3 separate regions of the Mus musculus genome follow, and all the other regions are linked to region 2. The links are chromatin loops, found by intact Hi-C in ENCODE. Cell type or tissue: heart. All regions are shown on one strand. Each heading gives the region's core, and the rest is flanking DNA. Links, peaks and the distances in the headings are about the cores only.

Region 1 (10,420 bases), core at 2,876-5,375, 190 kb after region 2:
ATTCCATTCTGTCATGTTTCCTCATGTTTGAAGAGGAGGCCTCCCGTGTACAGTGCCAGGACTGCTGAGAGCCTGGCTCCCATCCCAGCGTGCTTCAGAAGCGGCACAATCCAGTGCGCACTTCTGCAGTGGCCTCAGATGTAGTGTGGGGAGCAAGTCTACGTGCTATCCTCACCCCTGTTGCTCCCTGCCTCCTGCCCCTCTTCCCAGCCTTGTCACAGAGCTCCAGCACAGGGGCTGGCTCAACAAGACACACTAGTGAGTGAACGGATGGACACATTATAAAGTGAAAGCTTGCAGCGTGCCATGGATGTCAGCCTGAGCTGGCTCCTTCCCCAAGCATTTCATTGTATTTATGATAAGTCATATATCACAGAATGTGCCTTACTCTATATTCTATCATTTTATTATACACTGAACACTATTTCAATCTCGTGACAAGTCCAAAGACAGACACCGGGGTCCTGTTTTACAGATGCAGAAACAAGCTGCGGTTGGCAGGAAGTAGAGACGCTAGTAGTGAATGGTCCCAGACCCGTCACCTACTCACTTAATGGAGTATTTCCAGCTCTGTCTCAGGTACCATCTGTGCCTACAGGCTTTTCATGGACCCTGCTCAGACCTCGGCAAGGCAGCAGGGATCTGGATAATTGTCTCTCCTTGTCCCCAGTAGCTGATGCTCCTGCTTTGACAGACTTCAGTTGTGGCTGTGATACCAAATCAGCTCTCTCTCTCTCATCCTCCCCAGGCATCTGCCCTGTCTCCCCTCCATCAGACCAGGGTGCCTAGTACCATGTGACTGAATGACTGAGGTCACTTAGGTCAGCAAGAACCTCCTGCTAAAGCTGCCACAAATGCCTGGCCTTAGCCTCTACTGGATCAGGGCCTCTCGACCTCACCCCAGCTCTGCTCTGTCTTCTCTAGTCCCCCACCTCACCCCAGGATGATCTACTGCCGATGCCTCAGGAGTCTGCAACCCAGACTCATCTTCCAGGGTTCAGGGACATCTGTGTCCTCCTCTGGATCAGTATGAAGCAGTTTTCCTCCTGCAGGTAACATGCATCCAAGACCCCATTGCCAGGTGCCACCAAATCTTCCCAGATCCACAGCAGTGGCCAGTTCTCCCATCTTGTCCCATTCTCCTCCACAGTACCCTATCTTCCTGCAGCTCCTCCCCATCCTCACAGTACCTCCATCAATTCCATGGTATCCATCTTTCCCTGGCCACATTCTATCCTGCACACATGACACCCCCACACAGTTCTCCTCTAACTTCCTCCACACATGGAGGGTGTTTGTTTGGACTCCAGCTTGTCACTCCTGGGACCATCAGCTCTGAGCTCTGCCACACAATCCTTGCCTAGCTGACTCTTGGGGAGCTGCTCCCTAAGGAGGGCCATCTCTGATCCTTGCTCTCACTCACACTGCCCTTCATCAGCCTCCAGCCCCTGGATAAAGGCAATAGCTTCCACTTTGGTCCATTGGCTCTTCTTTCCTGCAGCCTGACACGCCCAGAGCCTTCGCAAGGGATACTGATGGATTAGTATCCATTAGAACTGGTGTCATTCTAAGAAGATAGTAGGGTCCAGACAGGCAGAGGGAAGGCCACACAAGGATGCAGGATACAGGAGAAAGTGCCTTCTACAAGTCAGAGAGGCCCAGAAGGAAATGAACCTGTCTGCACCCTGGCTTTTGACTTCTAGCCCCCAGAATTATGAAATCATTTCTGTCACTTAAACTACCCAGCATGGGGTACTTTTACACCCCTGAGCTAACTGCAGCTAGAAGGTCGCCTGTGCCTACTCTATAGTATGGGATATCGTTTCTTATCACCTCGAGTCTCCCTTGTTTGCATCGACACCTTAGCCCTAAGACTCTAGCATGAAGACCCAAGCTTGTCTCCTCTTGTAGTTCAGACCCAGCAGGAGCAGGTTGAGGCTAGGCTGGCAAATCCCAGAACTATTTGATAGGGGGTGAATAGAAGCTAAAACTCTTACAGAATGAGTGGACTGAAGGCAGACTTTTGGCCAGCATACCTTTCGACTCTGTATAAATGCTAAAGATTGTGTTTTGAAAAATGCCTGCAGGCCCAGCCCTGATATTTATGGCATGCCTCTTGGCCTTCCTAAGGAGCAGTATTCTCTGCTGTTATATTTATAGCCCTCCGTGCAGACCCAGCCGGACAAGGGATTGCAAATGGACTGTCTGCTAATAGTGCATGCAGATGATGTGGGAAGTGGCATGATCCTTGATCCCAGGGTCAGACGAGAGCCCTTCCCATCCGGGGAGGCTGTCCTGGACCAAGGAATAGGCCCCTCCCCCAGCTTCCTCTATGCTGAACCCTAGAAGTTTACAGATACATCAGGATGGCCGGCCGTGCTCTTTTGCTGTTTCCGTGTCCACACACTGCTGCTCCTTCCTTAATATTTATCTTTAGGTCGACTTACTACTCCTTAATGGTGGGATGACTCAGAGCCATCAGACACCAAGTTCATTTTCCTACCACCCCTAAGCCCGGAGGACAGACAGCCACCAGAGCCTCTCCGGGCTTAGAGAAACATGAGGTGCCATACCCCTACTTGGGCCCTATGGGGGAAATGTCAGGAAAAGGACTGAGGAAGGCTGAGGGATTTACTCAATCCCTATTTCTCCAAGATGAGCAACGGCTCAAATCAGCATGAGGGGCACAGTGAAAAGACGGACAAGATGACCAAGACAGGGCCTGACTGGAAACCGCTACCTGCTTTTGTTGAGGTAAAGTTGAGGGAGGGATGCCCAGGCCTGGTGTATTGTTCTACCTGACACTCCTGCCAGGTGGCAGTCACATGTATGGCCTGTGGTGAGCAACAGTCTGCCCGGCAACTCCTCTCACTCCCAGGAGCCTTGCTGACGTGTAAGAATTCAGATGAAACCAGACAAGGTAACGCTCAAGCAGCCTTCCATTAGGAAAATGGAGTTTTAATAAAATAAAGACAGTGGGGTGGTTTCCATGAACCAATACCCACCCCCTCTTCTTTTCCCAGTGCAATAAGCCTTGGTGAAGTGAGCCACGTAGAAATTTCCCATGCAGCGTCAGTTTCCAGCATCAGTGTCTACCAAGATCCTTCTTACAGAAGTCCCATAGACTACAGACATGTTTAGGGTACACGGTGCAAACCATCAGGGACTCCTTGAGAACTGTGTGGAGTGGAGCCCCCCCAAAACTTGCTCTGGTTAAGCAGCCCAGGCTACACATCATCTTGTGCCTGTAGCCTGTTGCTGCCGACCCCAGGGCTCCAGGCTTTCAGGTCGGTCCCTCCAGCTCCTTGTCTCCTACCCATCAGCAGACCAGCAGAAGATTCGCCCCTTCTCATCGCCAACCAAGAGCTTGCTCTGGTTCCTTGGGAAGATCAAGAAAAGGTAAGAGTGCTGGAGGCCACTGCATCAGAGCCACACACCCCAGCCAGCACTCGGGAAATCACAGGATGCATCCCCAGCCCAGGCAGAGCAATCAGCATGAGCTCCAGGGAAGAGCATAGGCCCATGCTTCTCCTGCTGCCCCGCCCCCACACCACCCCATGTAGGCCAGCCTGGCATCCAGAACACTGTGCACTTCCTACACCAGGCACTGCAGAAGGCTACTGCAGGCCAGGGAGTGAAGAAAGAGTGGAAAGTCAGTTGCTCTTGGGACTGCAACCCCTTGGAAGAATTAGCTGGATCACCATGACAGCTAAAATAATAGCCCAGGGTCAACTTTGAGACTACTCTGCATTGGCTAAGAGACTTCATAAGGCATTCCCCCTGCCCCCCCCCCCCATGTACCACGGTCATCCTGAGCATGTTAGCATCACTAGTGGGATTCAGGACAAAAGGACCTCTTTAAGACAAACCTACAAATTATAGTTCTCTACCATTTGCGTCTCTTTGTGAATCTATGCATACTCGTGACATAGGGATCAAGAAGAGCACATGGGGATTAGCAACAAGATGGGCCTGCCTGGGTCCCTGTAGTGATGTGATCTCCCTGGGTCTGATCATTGAGAACCCAGCTGGAAATGTTGGGACTTGGCTAGGTTGGCTGTAGCGCCCTCTGCTGGAGTCCTGGAGAAAGTTCCTCGGCTCATGGGCTGCTCTTACCTAGTGATGGCCAGAGCTGTCACAGCAGGACTTGCCTTGCTGGGCTTGCCACTCAGAGCAACACTGACATCCAGCTCTCGGCTCAGGGCAAGATTCTTGGCCCACTTGTGACCTGTGGAAAGTGTGAGAGAGGAAAGTTAGAGCATTGGCGGCTGCATGCACAAAGCCTGTGCACCCAATACGTAGGACCACACAGATACAAACATTTATATTTGTGGTCAGCAACTTGTTAAATTGAGGGGGAAAATATATTTAATCTTGGCCTGTGCTGTTGCAAAAAAGGGCCGTCCCAATTTAATTTGCAGGCTGTGATAGTTACATGTGCTGACGTGCCGTGGTATCCATTGTGTACCAAATTGGATTTGTGTATTATTGCTTTCTAAATTGCATGCCTAGTTCAGCAAAATTGTTCATCAGTGTTTACTGGCTTTATGCTTAATAAGATGCCCCACAATACCTTGCTGCCAGGGTGTAATGCTGCCTGTAATTGCCTAGTAAAAATAAATTACATAAAGTCTGCATTATCAACTTAGCTAAATCCTCTCACACCCAACCAATAATTAAATGCTGAGAGAATTTTCTCAAAAAAAAAATATAACTCAATGATTGTTACCTCACTCATTCTAATGACTGCATTTAGAGACAGACAGTCATTCCTTCGATGTGAAGGGTGAGATGGAGAGACAGCAAGTGGGCATGGCCCAGTGAGAGCACTTCATCATCTCGGGACCTGACTGCTGTTGTATCCCCGCCCCAGCCTTGCTGAAATGGCCTCCTCTGGGTGGGGAAGACCCAGTGCAACAGGGAACACATAGGATCTGAGTCAAGAGTGCTGTCCATGGATGGAGACAGACACTTGGAAATCCTAGCACAAGTCCTAACACCACTCCCTTCCTAAGTCGGAGACTAGGGGCCGTTTTCCCAAGCAACCGTGCTCCGGTGGGCTAGTTCTTCCCACAGATGATGAATAAATGAGTTCCAGGCAGAAATTAGATTACAGCTGCCCACAATGCATATCCTCGGTATGTTTACAGATCTCCTTCCTTGCCCCTGGAGACATTGAGGGTGTGCAATAACATACACACCAATAGGACACATATGCAAATATTCACATGACACATGTAATTCTGATCCCTTTCCAACAAAACGGTTTTGAGCATTGTGACGAGGGCATCAGGCTTCCTTAGAGCCCTCCAGTGGGTTACGTTCATAAATCTGCTCTAAGATTCGTTGACTTTAACAGAGATTCTATCAGATTTTTTTTTAACTATTTGTGCACTACTTTGTCTTTTAATCCTATCGGTGACCCCAATCCGGAAAGCCTACTTGCTGTCGATTCTGCAGGGCAGCAGTGACCTCAGGTCAGAACAGACAGCAGAGGAAGGATGAGGGTCCTGAGACTTCCTGTCAGCTAGAAACGATCTTGTAATTTCCCTAACGTCAACATCGCTGTGTTCACAAAGGAGAATTTTTTTTTTGGAATCCGAGGAATGAATTCTGTGGAGTGGATTCTTATCTGTCCGTCGTTTCTCGATGCCCTGTATTCTACAAGATTGGAATCACAGGGAATATTCTTAGCTAGCAGAAAAGAAACAGGACCACAGCAGCTGTGGAATGGAGTTGGGTCTACAGCCTGGTCCCCTTCCAGTTCTTCAGACCACGTGACTACTTCTGTTTGAGCCAAACAGAAGCTGGGGGCCCATTGTCCCCGTGCTGAGAGTCTGTGAGCTGGGATGAGTTCATACTTTAGGAATATGAAGGGGGCAGGTGATCTTGAGACTAAGATGACATTCAGTGTCACATCTGTGACTTGTTTCACAAATAGTCAAGGGAAAAGGATTCCTGAGCTGGCTCCTCCCATGGGACAGAAACAGGATTGAGGGTATGTGATTGCTGCTCTCAAAAGAAGTGTCCAGTTCCAGCACACATAGCTATGTGCTCTCTCTCACACTCATCATGAGATGACTCCTCATGGCCTCAAGCACCGGAGGGACCAGGACACTGAGCTGAACACAGTTCTTGGTCTTTTGATGTTTATGCTCTGACTCAACCCAGATTATGACAAATTCCTAGAAGTGCTAAAGGAAGGGATTTTGGGTATCAGTTGAATGTAGGACACAGTGGAGCCCCAGCAAGTTCTGTCTGTTTTCTCGGGAGAACTCACAATGAATGTCTGCATGAATCAGGGAGGCACAAAAAATGCAACAGAGGTAAACTAATTGAAAATGACCACCATGCCCAAAGTATCCCCCTGAGGTTGGAAAAAGTCCCCTCCTGTGGGCAGTAACAGGAACTCTTGGCAGATTTGGGGACTCTCCAAATATAGTAAAGCACTTCTTCCTTCATGGGTCAACAAGAGAGACAGCTTGGTGCTGGACCATAATCTTCTGAAGTTGGGGCTGAGCAGGAAGGATGTTTGCAGTGAAGACAGGGATGGTGGAAGGGATAACTGAGTAGCTAGAGGTGCAGTGGTGTCGTTTTGATGATGAGGGCTTTGCCTGCCTTTGTAGCAGAGGGGCTGGTGAGGGCGACTGTGTGATCCTGTTTGAAGTCAGCATCACCACCGCTGCTTTAGTGGCAGAAGTGGACATGGTGGCAATCTTTGGATGACTTTGGGCAAGTTACTGAGCCTCTCTGTGCCTTGGTTTCCTTATCTCTAAGTTGGGCACCTTGCTATAATCTCCTGTTCAGCACTGCAGTCAGAAAGGAGAGGACACATGGAAGGGTTTTTGGCAGAGTGTCTCATGCTTTAGGACATTGTCCCCCTGTGATAGCCTTGGTGGTGGAGACGGCAGATGGGTTTTGCACTTCAGTCTCACCTGTCACATGAGAAGAGGGTTCTGCCATAGAATAGTGCTCTCTTGTTTTTTGTGCATATCACCTGGGAATGTGTGTGACACATCCAGCCCAGGAACTCTGAGCTTTTTCAGTTGGTTGGTCTGAGTCCCAGGGCAGGAAAGAACATTTATACTAAGCCTCTGGCTGAACTGAAATGAGGCATAATGAGGGCTATTGGGGCATCTGAGGCATGATAGGTCTGCCTCCTCCTCACTGGGCGTATGGCACCTTTCTTCTGCTTACAGGTTGGCTGTCTAGATAATTAACCAGCAGTACTCAGGTGCTGGGTTGTGGCTTCCAGGACCATCAGAGAACATCAAAGGAGAACATGTGGATATATATACCCACTAAGCCCTGGGGCCCCTGACACCCACCATATCCTAGTCCACTGGTCCAATAGAGACTGCAGAGTCCAGCAGAGGACTCAACAGAGCTTCACATACTGCTTCCTAGTACCCCCAGTCCTTGCAGGACACAAACTATTCTCTGATGCCCCCCCCCCCACCCCGTCATGGCCTGGATCTGAAATGTCTCTCCTAGGCTCATGCGGAGAATGCTCTGACTCCAGCCCATGGGACCGTTTTGAAAGCACTAAAGAGGTGGGGACTGTTTGGAAGAAACGTGTTGTCTGTCAGTGTCACACCCAGCACCAGTCCTGGTCTCTCTCCTCCGCTGCATGGGAACACTGCCATTTCACATTCCAATGCCACAAATGCCACCATGCTTTACCCCCCAGTGAGAATGCCTGAAACCATGAGCTCAAATAAACCTTTCTGTCCCGGAGTTGTTTCTGCCAAGCAGGTATGGTATCACAAAAATCAAAAGTAATGTGTGTAGTCCTCGAGCTTGGCAGCACTTCCCTGCACTCTGATGCACCATGTGGGGCTGCAGCCCTGGTGCCGAGGCAGGGGGAGAGGCGTACAGGAGGGCAACATGAGTCAAGATCTCCAAGCAGGTACCTCTGGGGCTTAGGGGCTCCGTGGAGGGCTCCTCCATCACTGCCTGCCTGGGAACAGGCATCTTCACGTCCTCTGTCTTCCAAATCTGCCCAGAAAGGAGAGCACGTGTGTCATGGCCTGGTAGAATTATACTATCTTCAGGGTCAGGGTTGCCTGTCTCTGTTCCCTCGCACCTGGGGGACCCTGGCAGATGGGGATAGGCCCTGATCACTCATTTGTGAATGGTGTCATCGGGATGTGGGGTGTTTAGGTTTCAGCTTCCCAGGAGGTGCTTCAGCCCGTAAGGGTTGCGGTTTGCATAGCTTCACTTTTAAATAGATCTCCTCCTCCTTTCTGCAACCCTATATCATCAATTCCACATGTCTGGAGGCACATGCACCCATGAGTAAGCATGCGGAGGTCAGAGGTCAATTTCCGGTGTCTAACTTTCACTCTTATCCTATGGTTTGAAACAGGAGCCCTCGCCAAAGCACTTACCGTTTCAGCTAGACTTGGCTAGTTAAGCAAGCGCCTGTCACCACCGCCTAATACCTGGACTTCACACAAATCACTTTTTTTTAGACCTAGCTCCCGGGGGCTGGGAGGTTCCAGTTCAATCACTATGCTGAATGAATGAAGGCTGAGTCCATAGTTATTCCTACACATGCTTGAGCAGGCTCAGGGAAGTCGTGTCCACGTGGCTCAATCACCCCAGCTGCTCTTTCTCATCTTGGTTCAGATCATAACCACCAAACCTCTCTCTATGTGACCTTTCAATGTCTTGGCCAGCTAAGGCTAGGGGTTATGTGCCCCTCACTGAGAACACTGTAGGAGAGGCTCCTGGGGCATCTCTCCTCAGGCTTATCTCTTGCCATCCATGCTGGCCCACTGACCTCCACCTATACCAGCTGTTCCTCATTCTCAGATCTCAGCTAAAATACCACTTCTCCTGAGGTATGCCTGCCAGAGAGAAATCCATTCTTCACTTGAGCCTGACTGTATCGCTTCCCTTCTCCTCCAGAGGCAGCATCTTCTCACAGGTCAGGGCGTTGGGTGAGACTCCTGATGAGCCACACTCTTCCCCATTCTTTCATCCTTCTTGTCAGTCTCAGAAAACCTATCCCGAGTCCTGCTCTTCCCACCTCGTCCCCTGAAGTCAGTGTTTCCTTCTCTTCTTGGCTTCCTGGAGGTCCTTCTGAAAGCTCATGCTACTCTCTGATCTCAACTGTGGCACATACTACATGCAGAGCATATTTGTTTCTTTTTTAAAGCCTGGGTGTCCCAATAGAAAGGGTCTGCAGTGGCTCGTATGAGATCTTGGCATGATATTGAGTTAAGTAAGTGGATTGATAGATAGATGGATGGTTAGCTAGCTGGATGGAAGTTCTGATAAGTCGATGATTGGGTTACTGGATCGATAGAAAGACGAACAAAAGCATGGATGAATAATGAGTGAGTGCATTGGTAGGTAGAAAGATAAACAGTAGGTGGGTAGATAGATTAGTGGATAAATGGTTTGGTAGGTTGGCTTAATTCGTTTTATATGTTTTCCAGTCTTGTGCTATAATCTACTGAACTTAACCATTCATCAGGCATACCTTATAACACACACACACACACACACACACACACATGCTTGCTGGCTTGCTGGCTTGCTCACCCAATAACTCTCTCTCATTTTTCTCTTTGCTATAAAAATGGCCGCCCTTCCCTTCATTTGCTATAGGTATCTGGTATGGAATAGTTTCAAATTCCACATGCAGTATTTGACCCATGGAAGGAGTGGATAAACTAGAGAAACACAGTTACCGTGCTGGGTACTCATTCTGCTCAGAACTTCACTTACCCGAACCATTCCGTCCTTACTCCCCGTGATGATCACGTGGCTTGCATCCCACGCTGGCCCCTCTACTATGCAGCAGCACGTTATGGTTCCTTCTGGGCCCCAGGCTGTGGTAATACTGGCCAGGGGCTGTCCATTGACATTCCACAGGGACAAGTGGGCTCCGGCACAGGAGACAATGGTTCCCTATAGCAAAGAGATCTGGCTTTATTTTATGCAAGATTCACCAGCAGCATACACAGTACATATGCTCAGTCATCTATAAGTGGTACACCAAAGTGCCCCTATTTCATGTCTTCTTACAGGCTTCTGATCTCATCAACCCACTTATACATCATTTGATGGTGTTATTGAGATATCATGGAAACTAGGTTTGTCCAGGTTAGAAGAAACAGGTAACAGGTGTGTGTGTGGGGGGGGGTATGGCTTTTAAGGGTGTACCTTGTCTCTGTCCTTTCTGAGCCCTCTATTTCCTGAATGTCATGAATAAACAACCATCGTGCCCTTCTCCATGTTGTTCTGCCTTGACTCGGGTCCCAAGCAATGGAGCCAGCCTAGCACAGACTGGAATGTCTAAATAGTTAGCCAAAATAAGCCTGTGCTAGGCTAACTCTAGTTCAGGCTTTGGGCTCCTCCAAGATCCTGATCCCTTATAATATCTTGACTTCCAGGAAAGATACAGTCT
Region 2 (10,420 bases), core at 3,100-5,599:
TAAAATCAGGTGTATTATGGGAAGGGACATGCAGAGTAGAAAAATTATTGCTTGACCTAATCTGTCAATCAAACCAGAGAACCATGTCATAATAATAACCGCCTTCTCTTAAACCTCTTAAAAGAAAGCTCCAAACAATAATGGGGGCTCTCCAGTATCTCCACTCCTGTGGCTCATGGCTCCTCTACAGTGTCCTCTGACATTTTCAATTGCCTTGCTTTAAATAAAGTTTACTTGGAATTTTTGCCAATTAATTTGGGACTTCAACTCCTGACTAAGAAGCCGAGAACCTTGAAGCAACGAACACCAACCTTACAGTTTTGGAAGCATGGACTACTGTCCCAGCTTAATTTTTCACCATTATAAAGGTATTTGCACATGAGGGTAGTACCACTTGTTAGTAATGGCGGCCTGGCTGGCTTAAGAACAGCCTGCTTACAGTGATACAGTCTACAATGGCTAAGGTCATCAACTTGATGGGATTAGATTTACCATGGAAGCATACCTCTGGGTAGGTCTCTGAGATTATTTCCTAAAAGGCTTAATTAACTAAGAGAGAGTTCCTGTGGAGGATGTGAGCTGAGGTCCCAGGCTGAGTTAGAACACAGTGATCTGGCCTCAGCTTCCACCTCTCTGCTCCCTGATGGATCCAATGTGATCACTGCCTCCTGCTCCTGCCACTGTGCCTCCTCATTGTGATGGCTATACACTCAAACCATGAGTGCATAAGTGTCCTTACATTGTCGTTGTCAGGTACTTAAAAAAACAGAAATGAGAAGGTAACTAATACAGTGTCCGTTGACCAGCATTAAGCCTGTTGGCTTCTCTTTGCTATCTCTCTCTCTCTCTCTCTCTCTCTCTCTCTCTCTCTCTCTCTCTCTCTCTCTCTCTCTCTCTCTCTCTCTCTCTCTCTCTCTCTGTCCCTGTCTCTTTCTGTGTCTCTGTCTCTCTCTGACTCTGTCTCCCTGTCTATCTGTCTGTCTGTCTCTTACTCATTCAAACTCCTTTGGTGCTCCTATTTACATCAGGCATTGCTGTGGGTACAATGGAAACAAAGATGAATATTGAGTTGGATGTGGGGGTAAATATCTGTAATACTAGCACTGGGGAGATTGATATCAGAGAATAAGCATGAGTTTGAGGCTAGCCTGGGCTCAGTCTGTAGAGTGAGCTGGACAAATATAGTAAGATTGGAGAGAGAGAGAGAGAGAGAGAGAGAGAGAGAGAGAGAGAGAGAGAGAATGAGACTGAGGGGGGAAGAGAAAGAGAAAGAAGAAGGGGAAGGAGGAGGAGGAAAAGGAGGAAAAGGAGGAGAAGAAGAAGAAGAAGAAGAAGAAGAAGAAGAGGAGGAGGAGGAGGAGGAGGAGGAGGAAGAGGAGGAGGAGGAGGAGGAGGAGGAGGAGGAGGAGGAGGAAGATGGTGGTGGTGGTGGTATAAGTACATCCTTGTTCCTCTGTACATTCATGGACCCCTCTGTCTGAAGAAGTTTGATGACTTGGCAAAGTGTGTGGAAAAGAAGCAGTTGCATGTTTTTCTGAGCAAGTCTTACACAGGGAAGCCTTACTCTGCTAGCCCTGAATTCCTGTTCCTTAGCCACAGTGCTTCTAAGGACACACCCCATTGCTCCTTGGTGCAGGAATCCTGACCCTATTCTCTTGCCTGTCACAGGATGCTCAGCTCTTCTGGGTCCAGGATTGTGTCCCCCAGTTCCTACCTTGCCATGCAAGCATCTCAGTGCTGGCAGTGAGGTTGCATGTCTGCTCCATCTCTTTCAGAACTTCCGTCCTTTTCCTTCTTTTCTTTTTCTTTTTCCTTTTCTTCCTGTAGCTGAGGGACAGCTGTCTCAGTCAGTCTTTTGCCTCCAGCAAAGGATGCAGAGGATGTCTGCCTTGAGGCAACAACAGAACACTCTGAAGGTAGAGTCCCTGTAGATCATCTCCACCATTGCTCTGTGACTGACAATGTCTTAGAGAAAAGCCAGCGCCCTTCAGAGAGTCGGCCACACGGGGAGGGGGTGGGGGGGGGGACAGAAGATGGCTTCCTTGCAGCTCTGTTAAGTGTGAGCTGTTGGGCTAAAGTTTTAACAGGTTTCTAGTTTTTCTCTGTCATAACCTATTTTGACGCAGTGACTATTCATCCAGTTGGAGTCTCCCCTCCCCCACCCCCAACTCTTGCTCAGAGGCAAAGTTGATACGGAGGAAGTAGCTTTCCTCACTCCCAGAAGACTCTAACAGTTACACTTTAGCTTCCCTCTAATTACAGCCACCATGACAGTTCATATGTTGTAGCAATAAAAATAACCATAAACCTTACATAATCATTAAAGTTAAGCAAACAGCCCCGCACTGCATCATAACGTACAGGTAGTTGCTAATAATCCGGGAACAGCATTGGGGCATTCAAGGGGCCGCTTTCCTATCTCCACAGTTTCTTAAACAACTTCAGAGACATATTTTTATTAAGTATATGCAAGGCAGATGATCTTAACCCTCAAGAAGAGTGTGCATAATAATTGTGTACTCTTGTAATGCTCTCTGAAGACCTATTCAGAGTCCATTCGGAAAGACAATAATATATCAAGAAGTTCTGCAAACTTCCTCCTAATGAAGACATGCCAATTTGAGACCAAGAATGTGGCCTCCAAGGACAGAATAACCACTGCTCTCTGTCTCTCGGTATTTTGCTACTTTATTTCAGAGTGATTCAAAATCTAATTAAATTTCTAAACTCTAATGAAATTACAGAAGAAAAATCATTTAGGATTATATTATGTACAATTACTCACGGCTGAAAATTACAGTTACCCTCTTTCACCGGGATGGAGTCTCCAGGGAAACCCCTGTTATTTATCCGCCATATAAATCTGAAGCTTCTCCCATTCTTTACAGGTTGGAGGTAAAGCTGAATTAATTAAATGTATATATCCTGGGCTGCAATGGATTGGTGGGGAGGGAGTTCTGGGAAAGAAAGCATATGGGCTGAGGTCTCCTGATGCAAGGCGTGGGGTAGCTGAGTGTGCTCCAAGGGTGGGGTCCCCTTGACACAGAAACAGTGCCAACCACGATCACAAGAAGTCTAGGCAAAGCTCAGGAGCTGGGTGTGCACTCCACGTGTTGTTGGGCTTCAAGAATCTTAGCTTATTTTTCTAGCCCTTAGTGAAGAGATTATCACCAGAAGATTGCTGAGGGATGGGGGCTAAAATTTCTGAAAGGTTCAATGACTGGATCAATCCAGACTCATATAAGCAATGAAATTTTGGAGTGTTTCTGCAGCTGTTTAGTAATTTCATAAATGTCTCTGACTATGATCTTTCTCTCCATGAAGAGAAGGCTTGGAAGATGCTGCCACGGCTGCAGATTTTGACATCTACTGCACCAAATTGACTTGGTTTTCTAGGAACACACACTATGCCATTTGTACTTTTGTACTCGATAAGAATGACTAAAGGAGCCAGGCACAAAACATCTGTTTGACGATATCAGAGACCTACTAAAGTAAAGAAGGCTAGGGATTCCATCTAGATGGAGAGAGAAACAAACACACAATGAATCTTAAATTGGACATTTTTTCCTTGCATAGGCATCTCTCAGTCCTAGAAGACCAGGGAGAGGCTGGCTGGGAGGTAAGGGACAAGCAGCTGTGAGGGGCTGTCATTCAGAATTTGTTTGGTCACACCCTTACTTTCAAGTCAGGTTGTCAAAGGGAATGTCCCTAGAAAAAATGATGACCATAAAGCCCTACAAAAGCACAAAGTCCAGTTAGTTTATTATACTCTGTGAAACTGTTTAGATGTCGGAGCCTTTCAAGCAAGATGTAGAAGACGATAAAAGCCACATGGACCCTGTGTGACCCTAGGCTTCCAAGTTATTTTGCATCTATCATTTTTCCAATGTCAGGGACTTGTTAAAAAATAAAACGAGACCCTGGAGAAAGCAAGCGTGATCTTTCCTGTACTACTGCTACTGTGGTAGAGGAAGGGTTTCCCATGGTTTTCTCAGGTAGGGCAAGTTCACCAGCAAGGTTCATCCCTGCCCACCTCTTAGTCCTCCTTTAAAACATTCTCTTAGATCTTCATGAGTTCTGTCTTCTACATAAAGTCTGAGATAGCGCACAAAGTCCCTATGAGTGTCTCTTGTCAGTGTTTTGAGCCCTTCCGTGAAGTTTCAGAAAAACTTTGTCAACAACTCAGTTTATGGATAAGATGGTCACTGCATTTATTTAGGTCTTCTTCAATGTCAACACGGGGATGTATGAGTTTCTAGAAATGACATCTTTATCTTTTGACAAGCAAAACATGATAGGGTCCCTTTTAGTCCAGTCTGGCCTGGAATGCTCTATGTGGCTGAAGCTGGCCTTGATCTCTGGGTCCTCTTATCTCCACCTCCAGAGTGCTAGGATTACAGGTGTGAACCGCTATGTTGAGTTTAGAACAAAGACCACAAGGATCAGGAATTGAACCTCTGGCACAGCAGGAGATTACTAAGTCTAATGGCTAAGCCACCAGGGAGCGTCCTTGAGCTATTTCCACAAAGGACATTTCTGAGACTATTAAGTTGCTATTGTGAATATATCTTAAGACTTGAATGTAATTTTGATTTTTACTACAACAAAGGGAAACCAATGTTTATACACTGGCTTGCGTTGAATTACATAACCCAGATCCTCCATATTTAATTTTATATATGAATTCTGTTGAGCTTTCTATTCAGAAAATCAGTTGGTATGGAAATAATAACAGGTTGAATCTTCTTTTCAGCCCCAGGACAAAGAAATTTTTATTTTGCTTTTAAGGACCTAAAGTTCTTTTATTTAAATCACTGTATATTTTTCTCCTATGATCAACAAATGCAGTGAATTATATTTACGAATTATTTTTTCTACCTTTAAACCATTTAAAATTTTTGGTTAAAATTCAGTTGTCTAGTATACCTGGGTTTAAAATAAACAATAACAAGACTTTGTGTAAATTGCAGATTAGATGCAGCCCCTGGGTGACCCAGGGCAGGAGGAGAGTCAGGGTAGGAGAGTAGACTCTGTTCCAAAGGGATCAGGGCTTCCCAGAGAGAAGGAGGACCAGTGAATAGTGCAAAGGAGCAGAGGCAGGAGGATGTCAACAAGGACGCAGACAGCTTCCTGTGGATGTTTGCACATGGTTGTGTGGGCATGGTTGTGTGCACATGGTTGTGTGCAGGGACCAGTTGAAGCTGGTCAGGGCATCTGACCCCTTGTAGCTGGAGTTACAGGCAGTTGTGAGTTGTCTGGTGCGGATGTTAGGAAATGGATTCCAGCCCCCTAGAACAAGAGCAAGCGTCTTAGAGATGAACCATCTCTTCAACCCCAACCCTATTTTTGCTAATTCTCTTATACATGTCTTCTGATGCACAGACATTCTTAATTTCAGTGAAATACAATTTATCCATTTCTCTTTTTATAATAAATATTACTTTAAAATGTATTTACTGTACTTACTTTGTAGTTATTTCTTTCCTATTCATTTTCCTTTTGTTTTTTGTTTGTCTTGTTCTCTTTTGTGGGGGAGAGGAGGGGGTTCTTGGGGTACACTTAGATAGGCAGTTCTGTCTGTGGTCCTGATGTTCATCCCTACCCTACCCCAGTGACTTTGCCTTCATCAATCTCTTGAGCCTATCAGTACCCATGTCTTTCTGAGAATTAGGGAATCACTTTGGCTTGTGCTAACTCCCATCTGATCCCACTTCAGCCTTCTCTTCCACTCTGTATTAATATCACAGAGAATATTAATTCTGAAAATATATGTGCTTGTAATAACTTTTAAAATAATAAGAATGGGGAGATTAAAATAAGTAAAATTGGATTTTTTTAAAAAAAAACAGGAAATAGATATTTTATGGAAGATGCAGAGACATCATTTTATCTGAGAGTTAAATCCAAGCAAATGCTGATAGGAAACTTTCCCCATAGGACTGAAAATTAGTTTCTTTTCGTGTCTGAAGTCTGTTAAACTAATCCAAAATCCTTTATCTTTATAGTATGGGTTGCATATAAATAACTCGTTATTGATCCTGCCATATACATTTTCTTTACCCCCCCCACCCCCACAGAGGATTAAAAAAATGTATATTTATTTTCTCCATTCTTTTGGTTTCCTGAACTTTGTTTTAGTGGGAATGAATGTTTTCTTTCTTTCTTTCTTTTTCTGACTGTCTTCAGATGTTCCACACTACTGAAACTGCATATTTTTATCTCAAGGGGCATCTGCCTGGGTGTGAAGCCCTGCCTTCAGTAGTTGCTCCAGCCATGGCTCCAGTAGGATACATAATGCAACCTACCAGCTTTTCCTGCGGTGAGATCAGCTTGGTCCTCCCATCCTGCCCTTCAGCTATCTTGTTTACAATCCTGCATCTTTATGTTGGAAATTATCCTATGCCATTCATTTCTCCAGATCCTTCTTCCCTCTCATAACTTTCTCCAGTGCTCAGATGCCTCAGCCTTGACCCTTTACCCAGCGTTTCTCCACACTTATTTCTCCTTTCTACAGCCCTTCCTTCTAGCTGATAAGTCCTGGAAAACCAAGAGGCTCGTTCCTCTGAAGCTAATTAATTTTCCTGCCGTGTTCACTCTTTTCTTTTTCTACTCAGAAACGCTCCTTGTTTGCATTCCCAGAGGCTCCATCTTTTAGTCACCCCCCTCCTTTTTTTTTTTTTTTTTTTTTTTGGTTAAGTTAGTTCTTTGACAATTTCATACATATATGTTACACATTCTGATGGCTGGCTTTCTCTCTCTCCCCTCTCTCCCCTCTCTCCCCTCTCTCCCCTCCCCTCCCCTCCTTCTGCCTCCCTCCCTCTGCCTCCCTTCTTTCCCATGCCATCAGCTCTCACTCCTTTGCCCCATTCCCAGATTTCTGACTCTTAACTTGTTGTGTAACCTGTTTCGTTTAACCAGGGCCGTCTGTGTGACTATTGGACTAGGAATGTCCACTGGAGCCTGATGGGCCACCCAGCGGGGTCACAGTGAAAGCATTGATTTCCCCTTTCCCTGAATCTTTCTGCAGGAAAGAGTTCAACAGTGAGGGGCAGGACTCTGAGTTCTTCCTCTGTCACCCCGAGTTCCTCTCCTGTCCTCGTGTGGCTGTCTATGAGCCCACTCTGGTGCAGGGCCCCGAGTTCCTCCCCTGTCCTCGTGTGGCTGTCTATGAGCCCACTCTGGTGCAGGACCCCGAGTTCCTCCCCTGTCCTCGTGTGGCTGTCTATGAGCCCACTCTGGTGCAGGACCCCGAGTTCCTCCCCTGTCCTCGTGTGGCTGTCTATGAGCCCACTCTGGTGCAGCCCGAGTTCCTCCCCTGTCCTCGTGTGGCTGTCTATGAGCCCACTCCGGTGCAGCCCGAGTACAGTCAGTTCTGTGTGGTGGTTGAGCTTTCATGGCTGCAACGGCTGTGGATTGCCCAGATGATACTTTTTGTTGTCCTTCCAACTTCTCTGCTCTTAGACTCTTCTGCTCCTCTCTTCTGCCATGTTCTCTGAACCTCAAGGACATGGCATAAATGTCTTGTTTAGGAAAGGGCCTTAGGAGTGACTTAGCCTCAGCACCCTGTGCAACCAGAGGTCTGCATTCACCACAGCTCACTGGAAAGAGAGGCTTCCCCAGTAAGGGCTGAAAGTGCTACGGGAGCAAACATCTTTAGAAGAGGTTTGTCTCTATGTTAATTTTTAACTAAACAACCGAATTAAGTCCCTCCCCACAGGTTTTATTACCTCCTCAGCCTTGAGTTTGTGAGTGGGTTGCAATACCATGTGTGGAGTCTCCGCTGTGGAGTGGGATGGGCTCTGCTTCATGATAGCGCACAGCTTTCACTGTTCTGTGTGTGCTCATGATCGCGCATAGCTTTTCCCGATTTTTAAACTCTAGTTTGCCTTTCATCATCTGGCTTCTCATTTTTTTGTGCCTGGTACTCTGCTTTTCCCAAGTCTTGTCATTTTCCTGTGTGAAATTTCAGTACAAAGAAAGCTCTATTTGTGCCTTATAGGGAGGGGGCACTGATTTTTGTGATTTACAATTCCATACTTATAATTTACTTATAAATAGACTTGTGATTTACGAGTAACATATCTCACAATTCATGGTTCTGGAGACACTGAGGCCAAGTTCCAAGGTTGGTCGCATCAATGAGAACTTCACACTGCCTCTGAGAGTGGTGCAGGGCTCACAGAGGAATCCCATGTGAGGGGGCAGTGGTGATCCTCTCGAACAGTCCACTCTCACAGGACCAAGCCATTCTGTGAGGACTAACCCACTCTTACAAGAAAGATGTTAATCCCTCCAAATGGCTATACTTCCTAATACCACTACACTGGGAGCTGAATTTCAACATGATGTTTGTGGGGGCAAACCACACCCAAACCATTGTTCCAGTAACCATACTAGACATACTGACAGCCGTTTGTATTTATGGGAAGCAGTACTTCAGAGATGGGTGCCTTTAGATGGTAAGATCTTCAGACCTTCCCTCTTCTCGGCTAGAAGCCCCGTGCGGCTCACCGAGGAGACTACACTCTTCAGAAGCTGTGTTACACCTGCATTTATTGAAGCCACCTATTACATCTCCTAGTATGGATTTGTAACATTCATTTTATATATGAAAATTGAGTTCACTTCTTTAAGTCAACATTGCAAGAAACACCAATAACAGCATGGATGGTTCATGCCTTGATTTACAGTGTGCTAATCACTGCTTAGGAGGTTTGCTGGGGATTGATTGTCTCACATCACCTCTATGAGTACAATTTGTCTTCTCTTCTTACAGATGGGAAAAAAACCAGTATTTTGGTTGAAACAGTATCTCTCTCCCTTCCTTCCTCCCTTCCTTCCTCCCTCCCTCCCTCCTTCCCTCTCTTTCCCTTCCTTCCTTCCTTCTTTCCTTCCTTCCTTCCTTCCTTCCTTCCTTCCTTCCTTCCTTCCTCCCTTCCTCTCTCTCTCTGCATTTCTGTATATATTATTATATATTACATATATGTGTAATAGAATACATATTATATATTATAATTTTCTATTTATTTTTGTACTATCTAGATATGCATATACATTTATATATATGTGTGTATACATATATACATATATTTATACATATATACATGTATATGTATATGCATATATTCTATATACACCTCTCTCTCTCTCTCTAGCTCATGAAAGGTCTTGCCCTTGAGTCCATCCCATGTCTCCTTGGATGGAGCCCTTCCTGCCACTGACTGCGTTCAGGTCTACAGCTTCTCCAAAGCAGCAGTGGATGACCCACTCATTAGCTCTCACTGGTCACTGGCAAAAAAAAAAATTGAGGGTGAAAGTAGCTTTTGGATCTTGGAGCTTTCATTATTTCAGGATTGATGACTTTAATAATGAATCTTGCATTAATACCTCAATGGACTGTATACTTTTTAATCATGACCTGGCTGTATTTGAGAAAATTTAGAATCCCAATATTATTCTTGGGTCAGCAACAGAAGTGTGCATAGCCATGAGGGATAGGGAAAGAAATTAAGCCATGAATATGTAAAGGCATAAATATAATTTTTATAATCAGGAAGCAATAATAAAACCACAACACATATATATGTACTTACAGTAAATTGGGAGCACATTTATATGTAAGATTCCCTTGAGGCTGCTTCTAAGTGCACCCACATCCTTATTTCACCTTATTACTACTGCTAAGCACAATCCAAGGTCACGGGCTCTTTTGATGCAAAGGGTATAGGGCAAGCAGGCTGCTGCCACTGGCTGCCTCCACTTGTAATTTTCACTTTCCTTCTTCCCCGGGAAACAGGTCTCTCCCAGCATGGAGGGCAGAAGGAAACCGTCTTATTGGTGATTGCTGTGTGATAAAAACTTTTCCTGAGGAGATATGGCACACACATCTATTTACCCCAGACAGGGATCCCATGACAGACCAAAGAAGGGATACCACCAAAGTCCAATTTGGTGAACTGGTGGGTTTTGGTTTTAATAAGGTTACTCACAGGAGTACGGGTGAGGGGTTGCTTATAGGAGCAAAAGTGGCTTGGACAGGTACATCACCAAAGCCCACCCCAGACAGCATGGGTAACACAGACAGCTACAAAAGTCGGGAAGCCTGGAGCATGCTGCACAGCCTACAAGCCCTCAAGAGGTTGGACAACGTCCTTTCTGAGTGACTCTGCTCTAAACCTCTTCCAGGCAGCTCAGCTGGTTTCTGTTTCTCCCAGGCAGCAAGCTGGTCTGGCCTTAGAGCCTTCCTTGCAGCTCAGCCTCATTAGTCTGAGAGGGACTCTCAGCTTTTATTGCTTCCTCTGACCTAGTGAGTCTGGTCAGTTTCAGGGACTTCCTAAAGCTGTCTTGAAATGCTTATCTTCCTGTTTGAAGAGTTTTCCCTGTAGGATGGATTGTTTCAATCTCTAGGAAACTGTTA
Region 3 (10,420 bases), core at 3,208-5,707, 430 kb after region 2:
TCAATGTTCATGAGGGAAACTGTTCCATAATTCTCTCTGTTGAATATTTGTATGGTTTGGGTACCACTGTGACTGTGACCTCAAAAAATGATTTGGATAATGTCCCTTAATGTTGTTTTGTGGAATAACTTAACAAGTACTGGTATTAGGACACCTTTGAAAATCCAGTAGAATTCCGAGCTAAAACTGTCTGGATATGATTTGTTGTTGTTTTTGTTGTTGTTTTTGTTGTTGTTATTATGAAACATTTAATGATGATTTCTATTTCCTTGGAGATTATAGGTATATTTAAATTGTCTATCTGGTCTGAATTCCTAGTTACCTGGATATTTGAATTCTTGGTGTCTTAAATTTTTTAGATACAACATTTTCTTTGACAGATGTATCAATTTCTTCTATCATATCTTTTAAGCCCGACACACTGTCTTCTGTCTCTTGCATCCTGATGCTGATGCTTGCTTCTGTGGTCCCTGTTTGCTTGCCTGCATTTTCCATCTTCGGAATTCCCTCAGTTTGTGTTTTCTTTATCACTTCTATTTCCATTTTCAGGCCTTGAATGGTTTTATTCATTTCCCTCACCTGTTTACTTGTTTTTCTTGACTTTCTTTAAGAGATTTCTTCATATATTCCAACTGCTTGTTTGTGTTTTCCTGGATTTCTTTAAGATATTTATTCATTTCCTCTTTAAGGTTTTAAGGTCATTTCTTGTGCTTGAGCTGTGTTGGGATATTCATGGCTTGCTGGACTTTGGTGGTGCCATGTTGCCTCGGCTGCGGTTGATGGTGTTCTTACACTGGCATCTCGGCATCTGGGTCTAGGATGAGTACAGGTCTAGGTGCTGATTTCTGAGTTTGTCTTGTTGGATGGGTGTTTTGTTTCTTGGTTTCTGTTTCCTCTTTTGTCTTCTGGTCTCTGTGTTCTCTATTTCTGGTGGCCAGTATGACCTCTGGTTCAGCAGGGAATCTCAGTCAGAGTTGAGGGATGGACTTGTGGCAGAGTGTGGCCGTTAGTCATCATGTGTGCCTCTCTGTTCTGATTGTCATGGCCTGCACCCGAGCAGTGAGTGGATATCCTCCTGCCCATGTAAGGACGGAGGCACAAGGGGGTGGGGGTGGGGGTGGGGACAGGTCTCAGAGGGGTGGGTGGGTCTTTGGGATCCTAACTGATGGCATGAGAGGGTTCTAAGGGCAGGAGGTCCTCCTTCCTGTTCTTCTGGCTGACAGGAATAATTTTAAATGTAATAAGAATGGTGCCATGACAGCTCTTACTACATGTACACACTAGGTTGGGGTGGGTGTACTAGAGTGGATTCACTCGGTAGTATTCTGTTAAACTTTTTATTTAAAAGACTTATCATTGGCCACGGGCCACACCCAACCCTCGCTGGGAAAGCATGGCAGAAGTGAGCAAGCAGGTGATGGAGAGATGGAAAAGGAAGAGAAGCCAAGTGGTTTGTGCATTGTGAAGAGAGGCACAACTGGAGACTTGAAGGCAGTCGCTGCTTGTGCTCCTTGGGAAATGGTGAATGACACTGTTCACCAATAGAGCCAGTAACAAACCCAAGTGCCAGTGGGCCTGTGCTTTCTTTTTTTTGAGAAAACCCATCACTGTGTGAATGTCTGTGACTCCCAGAGCTACGTCCTAGCCCAGGAAGAAGAGCGGCCCCTGCAGAGTGGAGATTACAGCTGACTCAACATGCCCTGCTGTTTGCTTCCTGCCGTTGGCCTATCTGCTCAGGTCTCTAGCTGCTCATGGTGCTGTTCAACCACAGACTGGACGACTCGATGCTGAATTACAGTCTCTCTGGGCTGTGTTTAACCTTGGCGAGGGATTTATTTCCTTTGGACTCTTTGGGTTGAACTAACATTTAATCATCCTACCTTTTAAAAGAAAATGTCATTGCTGATGCAGTTCTGGTGGGCAGAAGACACCCAAAGCCCTCGGTGATGAGAAAGTGTGTGATGGAGAGATGGGAGGGAAAGAGAAGTGAAATGGTTTGTGCATTCTGAAGAGAGGCGAAACTAGAGACAAGAAAGTGGTGAGGAACATCCTGATGTGAATATCCCCCCCTGCCCCCCCCCTACCACCAGAGACCATGGTGATGCCCTGGCCTGTGCTGCAGCTCAGAGCCTTGGCCCTGCCTCTCACCTGGGCAGTGCGGGAGAGCTGGCCCTGAGGGTATGAGGGCAGGAGATGAAGTGGATGAGGTTTAGCTGGGGCAAACACGTGAAGGACCATTTAGCAGACTCAGACGCAGGTGAAAGACTAAGGCAGACTTGTGAAGGAACGTTTCACTGAAGCAGACACAGGGTGATCTGCTAAAGCAAGCATGTGAGAGGACACGTGCTAAAAGATTCTTTGCCAATGGCATGCATATGTTTGCCCACCTTACACTGAGCAGTTGCGCTACATTTGTCTGAACTCTAGAGGAGAGAAACTCACCAGAAAACTTCTGGTGGTATGCAGCAGTTTTTTTGCCGCTTCCGAGGACTTGGGCTGATTGGCAGAGTGATGTCAGACTCATGTGCTGACGCAAGACCCGTGAAGGACACGTGATGTTTGGAGAGAATATAAAAAGGACTCGACAGACGGTGACGGGAGCTGAGTTTGGCTTCCTTATAGAGCTAGCTATGCAACACTTGTGGGTCTGGAGGCTTTGCTTCATTGAGAGACACAGCCGAGAACTTCTGCTGACTCGTCCCGAGGTGGAGGCCTGGCTGTAGTGCTAGGTAGTGCCACCGCTGCTGATTCAGTGTTTGCTATCCCAACTCTACCAAACTAGACTGCTGGTATACGTATCCGTGGGGTGTTTGCAAGTGGATCGAGCTGCCGCTGCTGAACTGTGAACTAAACTGCAGATTTCCAGACAACACAGACTGGAGTTGCTCCAAAGAGCCTTCCTAAACAGGTCCACTTCCCCCAGTATCCTTTCTCTCCCACTGCCTCTGGTGGGTGGTGGGTTAAAAGGGAGGTTAAAGCGTTTAAGGACCATCACTGAAAAAAGGAGAGCTGGCCCTGGTGGCACAGGTGCAGGAGAGCTGGCAGGCAGACCAACTCAGCTTCCACGAAGATCCAGGGCTCTGAGTTGGCCCTCCCCAGCATCTACCCCATCCATGAGCTGCTGGAGTGTGTGAAGGGGCAGGTCTTGCAGATCCGAAGCTGGAGGATCTACGCAGGGCAACAACAGGATATCAAAGAGGAGTTCTGGTGAGGGCACATATGTATTGATGGTGTAGCAGAAGCCGGAGGCCTCAACCAGACCAATGACACATTGCAATGAACATTGGCAAGTAGAGCTATGTGGGTGAAAGGGTATACTATGTAACACACCGTAGCTTCTGTGGTGGTGAGATTCTGTTGTTGTTGTTGTTGTTGTTGTTGTTTATTGTGTCCTGTGAGGAGGAGGGTGCAAGGGCAGAGGGCAGATATGGAGGGACAAGGTGATTGGGTTGCATGATGTGAAATTCACAAAGAATCAATTAAAAATTTTAGAAAATACTTACAATTGCCAAACATGGCAGTAATTACATGTGTAACCTCACCACTCACGAGGCTGAGGCAGGAGAATCAGAAGTTCGAGGGTGTGTGTATGACTGTATGCATAAACGCTTGTGTGTCTGTGGTGTGGTGGTGTGTCAATTTTTTTGTGACATATGTAGACTTAAGCTTGTTTGTCTGAGTGACAATTGTGTGCAGGGCCCATAAGGGCAAGAAGAGGACACTGACTGTCCTTGAATTGGAATCCCTGGCAGTTGTCAGCCTCCTGATGTGGGCACTGGAACCCAAAAGCTTCCCAATAACAAGTGTTCCTAACCACTGGGCCGTCTCGCCAGCCTCAGACTGGAATGACTTCCTATGTCTAAGACAAGTGCAAACCTGGTCACACTCTGGCTCATTCTCTGCTCATTAAGAAGCTTCGGATCTCACGTTCACCCAGGGCCTCCTCACGCTATGCCAGTCAGCCTGAGCGTCAGACACAGAGCCCTCCAAAGCGTAGGTTACCCAACCTCCAACTCTGCCTGAGATGGGCACTACCCACATTGCCTCTGACACACAGTAAGACAGGACAACACTTCTCCAGTTCCGCTTCTCCCCACCGCCTCAGGATCATCCTTCCACGGCCTCTGTTTTAGAGTTTCTACTGCGAAGCACTGACAGAGGAGAGCGGAGGCCAAAGCTGCTGCCTGGACCAGAGAGGGAAAAGTGAAAAGCTGACTGCGCCCTAAGTGTGCACCCTCCATCACTAGCAGGGGCGGGAGCGGCGGGGGCCGCGGAGTGAGCCCAGGAAACACAAACACACCACACAAACACACACACGCGCGCGCGCGCGCACAGCCACACACACACACACACACACACACACACACACACACACACACACACACACACACCCTAACACCCTAAGTAGCATGCTGAGGGCGCCATCTTGTGTCCATAATTGCCAATTACAATCAATATTGTTTAGTATGTCAATTAGTTGCTTTTTCCCTTTCTTTATAACTTCCTTTTTTAGCCTACACATACTTTGTTAGATATTATTATGATGGTATTCAATAAAGTGTGTCTTTTGTGATTCTCCTTATCCCATCCCCCTCCCACTCCTCTGATACTGTCTCTTCATGCCCTGGGTCCTTTTGCCCCCTCCCATCCTTCATCACAAACATCGCTCCCTCCTGGTCTTCTTCAAGGCTTTTAGATTCCATCCAAATGTATACCTGTTACACATAAATACATCACAGACTAGGATTTTTTTTTCTTTCTGAGTTTTGGTTACCATATACTTTGCAGATCCATCCATTTCCTGAACATCTCATCTTTACAGTTTCCCTCACAGATGCACAGTGTTGTTTTTAGTTAGCAGGCAAGATCTGAGCTTCGCTATGATGTTTTTATGCAGTATAACATTGTAACTAACTCTATTAGCTATTCCACTTTCTTGCCCTGCTGAGCAGTCTCCTTACTATGAGATAGTAGAGTCAATACAGAGGAAGAAAGAGTAGAGCCAAATTACTTGTAGTTAATACACACTCTGCACATCAGAGGGAAAGCGACATATTTTGCCTTCCCCACCCCACTTCTCATCCCTTCTTTTACATTTGCATTATATGTCATGCATATATGTAAATTCCATGTCTATATAAAATATTCATATGCATATATATGCATAAGAGAGAAAGTATGCTATTTGTCTTTCTGAATCTGTCTTATTATTTATTATAATTTCCATATCTGCCCATTTTTCTGCAAAGGTTATGATCTTAGTTTGTGTGTGTGTGTGTGTGTGTGTGTGTGTGTGTGTGTGTGTGTGTGATTGTGGCAGTGGGGCATGTGTGAGCCATGACTACACGTGTGGAGGTCAGAGTTCAGCTCTTGGAAGTCCATTTTCCCCTTTTGCTTTGTTTTGCCTGCTGTGCTGGTAGCTCAGGCTGGCCTGCCATCTCCAGGCCATCTTTCTGGTTCCACCTCCCTTAGTGACTTAGGAAAGCTGAGATTACAGAGGAAAACCAAAAACCCTGGCGTCTGGCTCTTTTACGTGAGTTCCAGAGATCAGCTCATGTCCTGGGGCTGTACAAGGAGCACACTTGTCACTGAAGCCCTCTCCCCAGCCCACAACTCCACCTTACAGCTGAATAAAATCCCTTTGTCAACTCAGGGCACATGTCTCACATTATCTCTACCCATTCATCTGTTGGTGGACATCTAGGCTCCATGTCCCATTGCTGGGACAAAACACCGGACAGGAATCAATTTAAAGAAGGGATGGGGGGGGGGGGGAGGATGTCCAGTCCCTAGAGGCATTGCAGGTGTGGCTGCTGTGTCACAAGTTCGTCAGTAGGTGGCAGTGAGGAGACAGGCTCTTTCTGCACTACAGTGTTCTGACCTGTGAACAAATGATTAGTACCTTAACATTTCCTGAAAACAGTGAGCCTGAAACCACCATCAGTCTCATGCCAGGAAGGCTCAGACAGGCTCCCAGGATGGGGAGCCAGCCTGAGATCACCACCAGCCCTCCTCCACACAGGCCTAGGGGACTATGCCAAGACGACCCTGCTAGCTTGCATTATGGCCTGGTGCCATAGTACATGAGCAGGGTATAGCACTTCTGAGACCACTCCTGAGATGACTCCAGACACCCACTAAAATGAGCCAATAAGTGATGAAGAGATGGAAGAGAAAGAGAAACAGAAGGAGGTGCATACAATGAAGAGAGGCAGAACTGGAGACTCGAGGGTAGTGAGGGACAGTCTGATGTGAGTAGCCAGTGATCCCACCTGGAGCCATGGTGGGGGCCTGGCCTGTGCTGCCAGGGGACCATTTCTGGGTCTGTAGGTCTGCAGCAGCAGGAGTCTGTTACCACCAAAAGCCAGATGGATGTCGCTGGTCTGGGCTGCTGCCCAGGGACTTGTCACTGTCTGAGGGCTGTGCAGAACCAGCCTCATCCCTCACATGGGCATTGTGGGAGAGCTGAACTCACACCTGACCTGCTGCAGTACTTGGGAGAGTGAGCCCTGTACATTGTGGGGGTTTCAGTTGATCCAGCCTGAGGATATGAGCATGCGAGAACTGGCCCTACCACCTGCCTTCCATGCAGTGGTGTGGATGAGCTGAGCAAGAGAAACCCTCTTCCCCTCTCTCCCTCCCTGCTCTTTCTCTCCCCCGCCCCACTGGTGGCAGACCAGAGACCTGACCTTGAGGTCATGAGAGCTGTCCCTGCCCCTTGCCATCTGCAGCACTTGGGAGAGTAGGTCACTCATCTGTCATGCAGTGACACAGGTGAGCTAGAGATGTCCCCTTCTCACTCTTTGCCACCTACAGCAGGCAGAGGAGCTTGCCCCGTGTCATCAGAGTGGGAGAGCAGGCCCTGCCCCTCACCTGGTGCAGTACAGTAGAGCTGGCTCTGGATGTGGGTTGAGGGTGAGCCAGCCTGACGCGAGAGTGTAGGAGAACCAACCCTGTCTCTTGTCTGCAGTAAGGTACCATCAGTAATGAAGAGAGCCTCTCCCTCTTGCTTTTGCCCTGACACTGGAAGTGACTGTGATAGTCGGCCCTGAAGGGGTCAGAGGGCAGGAGAGCTGTCCCTGCTCCTCGACTGTTACAGCACTCAGGAGAGCTGTCCCTGCACCTCGTCTGTGCAGCACGTTAGAGCTGGCCTTGGTTGCAGGGTTTGCCTGTGACCCAGCCTCAGGGCATGAGGGTGGGAGGGCCAGTGGGCTGACCAACTCAGATAGATGCCTCTCAGACCTAGGTCCAGGGCTTTGAATTGGCTCATTCCAACACCTACCCCATCAATGAACTGCTGGGGTGCATGAAGGGTCGGTCCTACAGATCCAAAACTACAGGATCTCCATGACACAGGACAAGAACAGGATATCCGAGAGGAGTACCAGTGAGGTGCCAGTATTGTTAGTGTCGCAGAAGCCAGAGACCATTGAGTCACTGCAATGAACATTTACAAGCAAACTAGTGTGAACAAAAGGGTATACTGTGAGACACACTGTGACACACTGCAGCCTCCACCATGATTTTTTTTTTCTCTGTTGGAGTGGGAGTTTGTAGGGGTGAAGGGTGAGGACAAGGGGGGGGGGGAATGAGTGGGATTGGAGTGCATGACATGAAATTCACGAGAACTAGTAAAATGTTAGGGGAAGAAGTAAGGAAGAGTTACTGGGTCTATTTCGGCCATCAGTCTGAAGTCAGGGAGAGGTGAGGGCACGGTCCACTTTGTGTATATAGTTAGTTAGGTTGCAGAGAGATTTGCACACTGACGTTGCTCTAGGTTTCTGCTTCACCACTCAGTTAAACATTCTGGAAATGTCCTTTCCAACAAGTGTGTCTCCTGAGCCCATTATAAAGCCAGTTAGGTTGGCAATGGGGTTGACTCTGGCACAGGTTTTGGCCATAGTGAATAGTGTCTCAGTTAACACTCTGAGGTGTCTCAGGAGGATAGCTGGGTCACACGGTAGCTGTATCTTCTTCATTTCCATAATGGCAGCACCGCTTCACACTCCCGCCAGCAGTGACTACGGGCCCTGCATCCTCTCCAGCGGGTTCTTTTCCTGATGATAGCCATCCTGACTAAAGTGAGTTAGAATCTCAAAACTGTTTCAATTTGGATTTCTCTGGTGGTTGAACCTTTTAAAATATTCATCAAATGATAGTATATTGTCTAGTTGATTTTATATTTAGTTTTTAAAGTCCTTTATTTGTTCTGGATACTGAGCGCTGTCAGATGTGTAGCGGGGAAAGGATTTCTCCCCATCCCTTCGACTGCCTTTTCCCTCTGCCGATTGCCAATTGCTTCCTTCACTCTGCAGAAGCTCAATACAATAATTTTACACAGTTTATCATCAGTTCTTGGGATCCATTCCTCTGCTGCAGCGTCCTTCTCAGACAGCCCTCACCTATGCCTACATATTGAAATGTTTCTTCTGCTTTCCTCCAGCAGTCTCAGAGTTCCAGGTCTTCTGTTAAGGTTGAAGTTGGGTTTTGTGTGGGACAGGAGATATGTACCTAACTTCGTTCTCCTTAGGGCTGACATCCAAGTTTGCTGGTTTCATTAGACAAAAATGCTTTCTTTTCTCCAAAGTGTGTTTTGGAAGGTTTTTCAAACGCTGGGTGTCTGTGGCTATGTTGGTTTATGTCTGGTTCCCTGTTGTGCGTGCATCTGCTGTGTGCCAGGACGGTGCTGGTTTCCTCACTGTGGCTCTGCAGTGTACACTGAGATAAGGTATTATGTTGCCTGCAACATTGCTCTTCTGCTCTTGATAGCTTTGGATATTATTTGTGAATAGGGTCTTTTGTACTTCCATGTTAATTTTAGCCTCTATGTCAGCAGGGAAATTGGCCTATATTTTTCTTCCTTCCTTCCTTCCTTCCTTCCTTCCTTCCTTCCTTCCTTCCTTCCTTCCTTCCTTTCTTCCCTCCCTCCCTCCCTCCCTCCCTCCCTCCCTCCCTCCCTCCCTCCCTTCCTTACTTCCTTCCTTCTGTCTTTGTTGTTGTTGCTGTTGGTGATGGTGATGGTGATGATGGTGGTGGTGGTGATGGTGATGATGGTGGTGGTGATGATGATGATGATGTGCCCCTATCCAGTTTGGGCACTGGGGTGGTGCTGGCTTCATAGACTGGGTTTACTGGTGTCCGTTCCCTTTCTAGTTTTTTGAGCTGTTTGGGGAGTGTTGGTGTTAGCTCCTCTTTAAAGGTCTGAGAGGACTGGGCAGTGAATTTGGTGGCTCTTTGGCCCCTTTTACTAAGAGATCCTTCACCAGAGTTTCACTCATGTTGGGAGTTATGGGTTTCTTTAGTGACTGGCATTCTCTAAAACCCTCTTGGTCCCAATAAGTGTTTTCAATTTCATTTCACTGGAGAAATTTTTTTTAAATTTCCTCCATCTTTTCTCTAATGGCCAACTGGTCATTCGGGAGTGTATTGTTAGAACTCTCTGTAACTCTGTAGTTTCTGAGGCTTCTCTCGTTGCTGATCTCTGGTTTCATTCCACTATGACCTGACAGCGTATGAGAAATTATTTCAGTCTTCTGTATTTGTCAGAACTTCCTCTGTTGTCTAAAACATGATCCGTGTTACAGTGGATTCTGTGGACTGCCGAGAGGAATGCGTGGTCTGCAGCTGTCGGGTGGGATGCTCTGCTAAGATCTCTTAAGTGTAGTCTGCAGCTGTCCAGTGGGATGCTCTGCTAAGATCTCTTAAGCCCTTTTAGCTGTGATGCAAAATAGCTATGACAATCCTTGCTCGTTTCTTGGTCAAAACAAAACATGCGTTTCTGAGAGTGGAGTATTGCAGCTATTGTATCAAGACCTATCTGCCCTCTGGGTGTATTAGTTTTTGTCTTATGAAATAGGGGGGCCTGAAATTGGCTATAGAAAACATAATAAACACTAAAATTAGCATCTGGTCTTGATGAAGTGTTCCCTTTATTAATTTTTGGTGGATTTTTATCTCTCTGGCTAGTTTCTATTCAAAGTCTACTTTATCATTTATCAGAATCTCTGGGCCAGCTTGCTCCAGCTTTGCTTTGCTTGTAGGTTGGTTTCCATCCTAAAATCTCAGTCTGTGGGTCTCTTCGCCAGCGGGATATGATTTCAGAGCGACAACAGATAACTGGATTATAGTTTTCAGTTCATCAGCTGGTCTCCATTACACTGGAGTGTTGAGTCCATTCGCATTTATAGTTATTATTGAGAGAGTTTTGCTCCTTTTTATAATTCCCGTTGCTTGGTTTTGGTTGCATTCTGGTTGGGTTACTCTCGGGTGTTTTCTGTGTTCCTGTTCATGTTAGGGCTCTGCTGATTTACTCTCTTGGACACGATGAATGCTTTCTTAGTTCTCTTTGCTCATCGTCCGGCTCATGGCATGTATTCTTTTCTGTGTTCCCTTGGCTGAGACATTCCTCCTCTGCGGTTAA

What was found. Hi-C counts contacts between places; a loop is a spot of excess contacts. Peaks named below come from ENCODE experiments on the same cell type or tissue, not always from the same donor. Only the 100,000 strongest peaks of a DNase experiment are listed, where the experiment ranks them.
Region 1: a loop joins it to region 2, with 11 times the contacts of the local background. A loop is called at or near these places in 19 of 42 quality-filtered maps.
Region 3: it touches region 2 in a loop (9-fold over the local background); 12 of 42 quality-filtered maps call a loop at or near these places.

What each region holds. Positions count from the first base shown.
Region 1 is chr14:32,956,626-32,967,045 of GRCm38, forward strand. It overlaps Wdfy4 (WD repeat and FYVE domain containing 4), which reads right to left. Exons shown (of 59, transcript NM_001146022.2): 56 at 9,739-9,921; 57 at 7,914-7,998; 58 at 4,117-4,228; 59 at 2,922-3,379. The coding sequence ends at 3,313. Among named protein-coding and RNA genes, the nearest start is that of Lrrc18, 30 kb to the right of the region's middle. In heart, for the core only: a CTCF peak has its summit at 4,081 (motif pointing left); a DNase peak (open chromatin) is centred at 4,086; H3K27ac peaks cover 544 bases.
Region 2 is chr14:32,768,507-32,778,926 of GRCm38, forward strand. It overlaps Gm36611 (a long non-coding RNA gene), which reads right to left and starts at 1,795. Exons shown (of 3, transcript XR_001781417.1): 1 at 1,715-1,795. In heart, for the core only: a CTCF peak has its summit at 4,507 (motif pointing right); no DNase peak of the experiment used is centred there.
Region 3 is chr14:33,201,370-33,211,789 of GRCm38, forward strand. It overlaps Gm25498 (a small nucleolar RNA gene), which reads left to right and starts at 5,783; the gene lies at 5,783-5,911. In heart, for the core only: a CTCF peak has its summit at 4,476 (motif pointing left); no DNase peak of the experiment used is centred there; H3K4me3 peaks cover 378 bases; H3K27ac peaks cover 256 bases.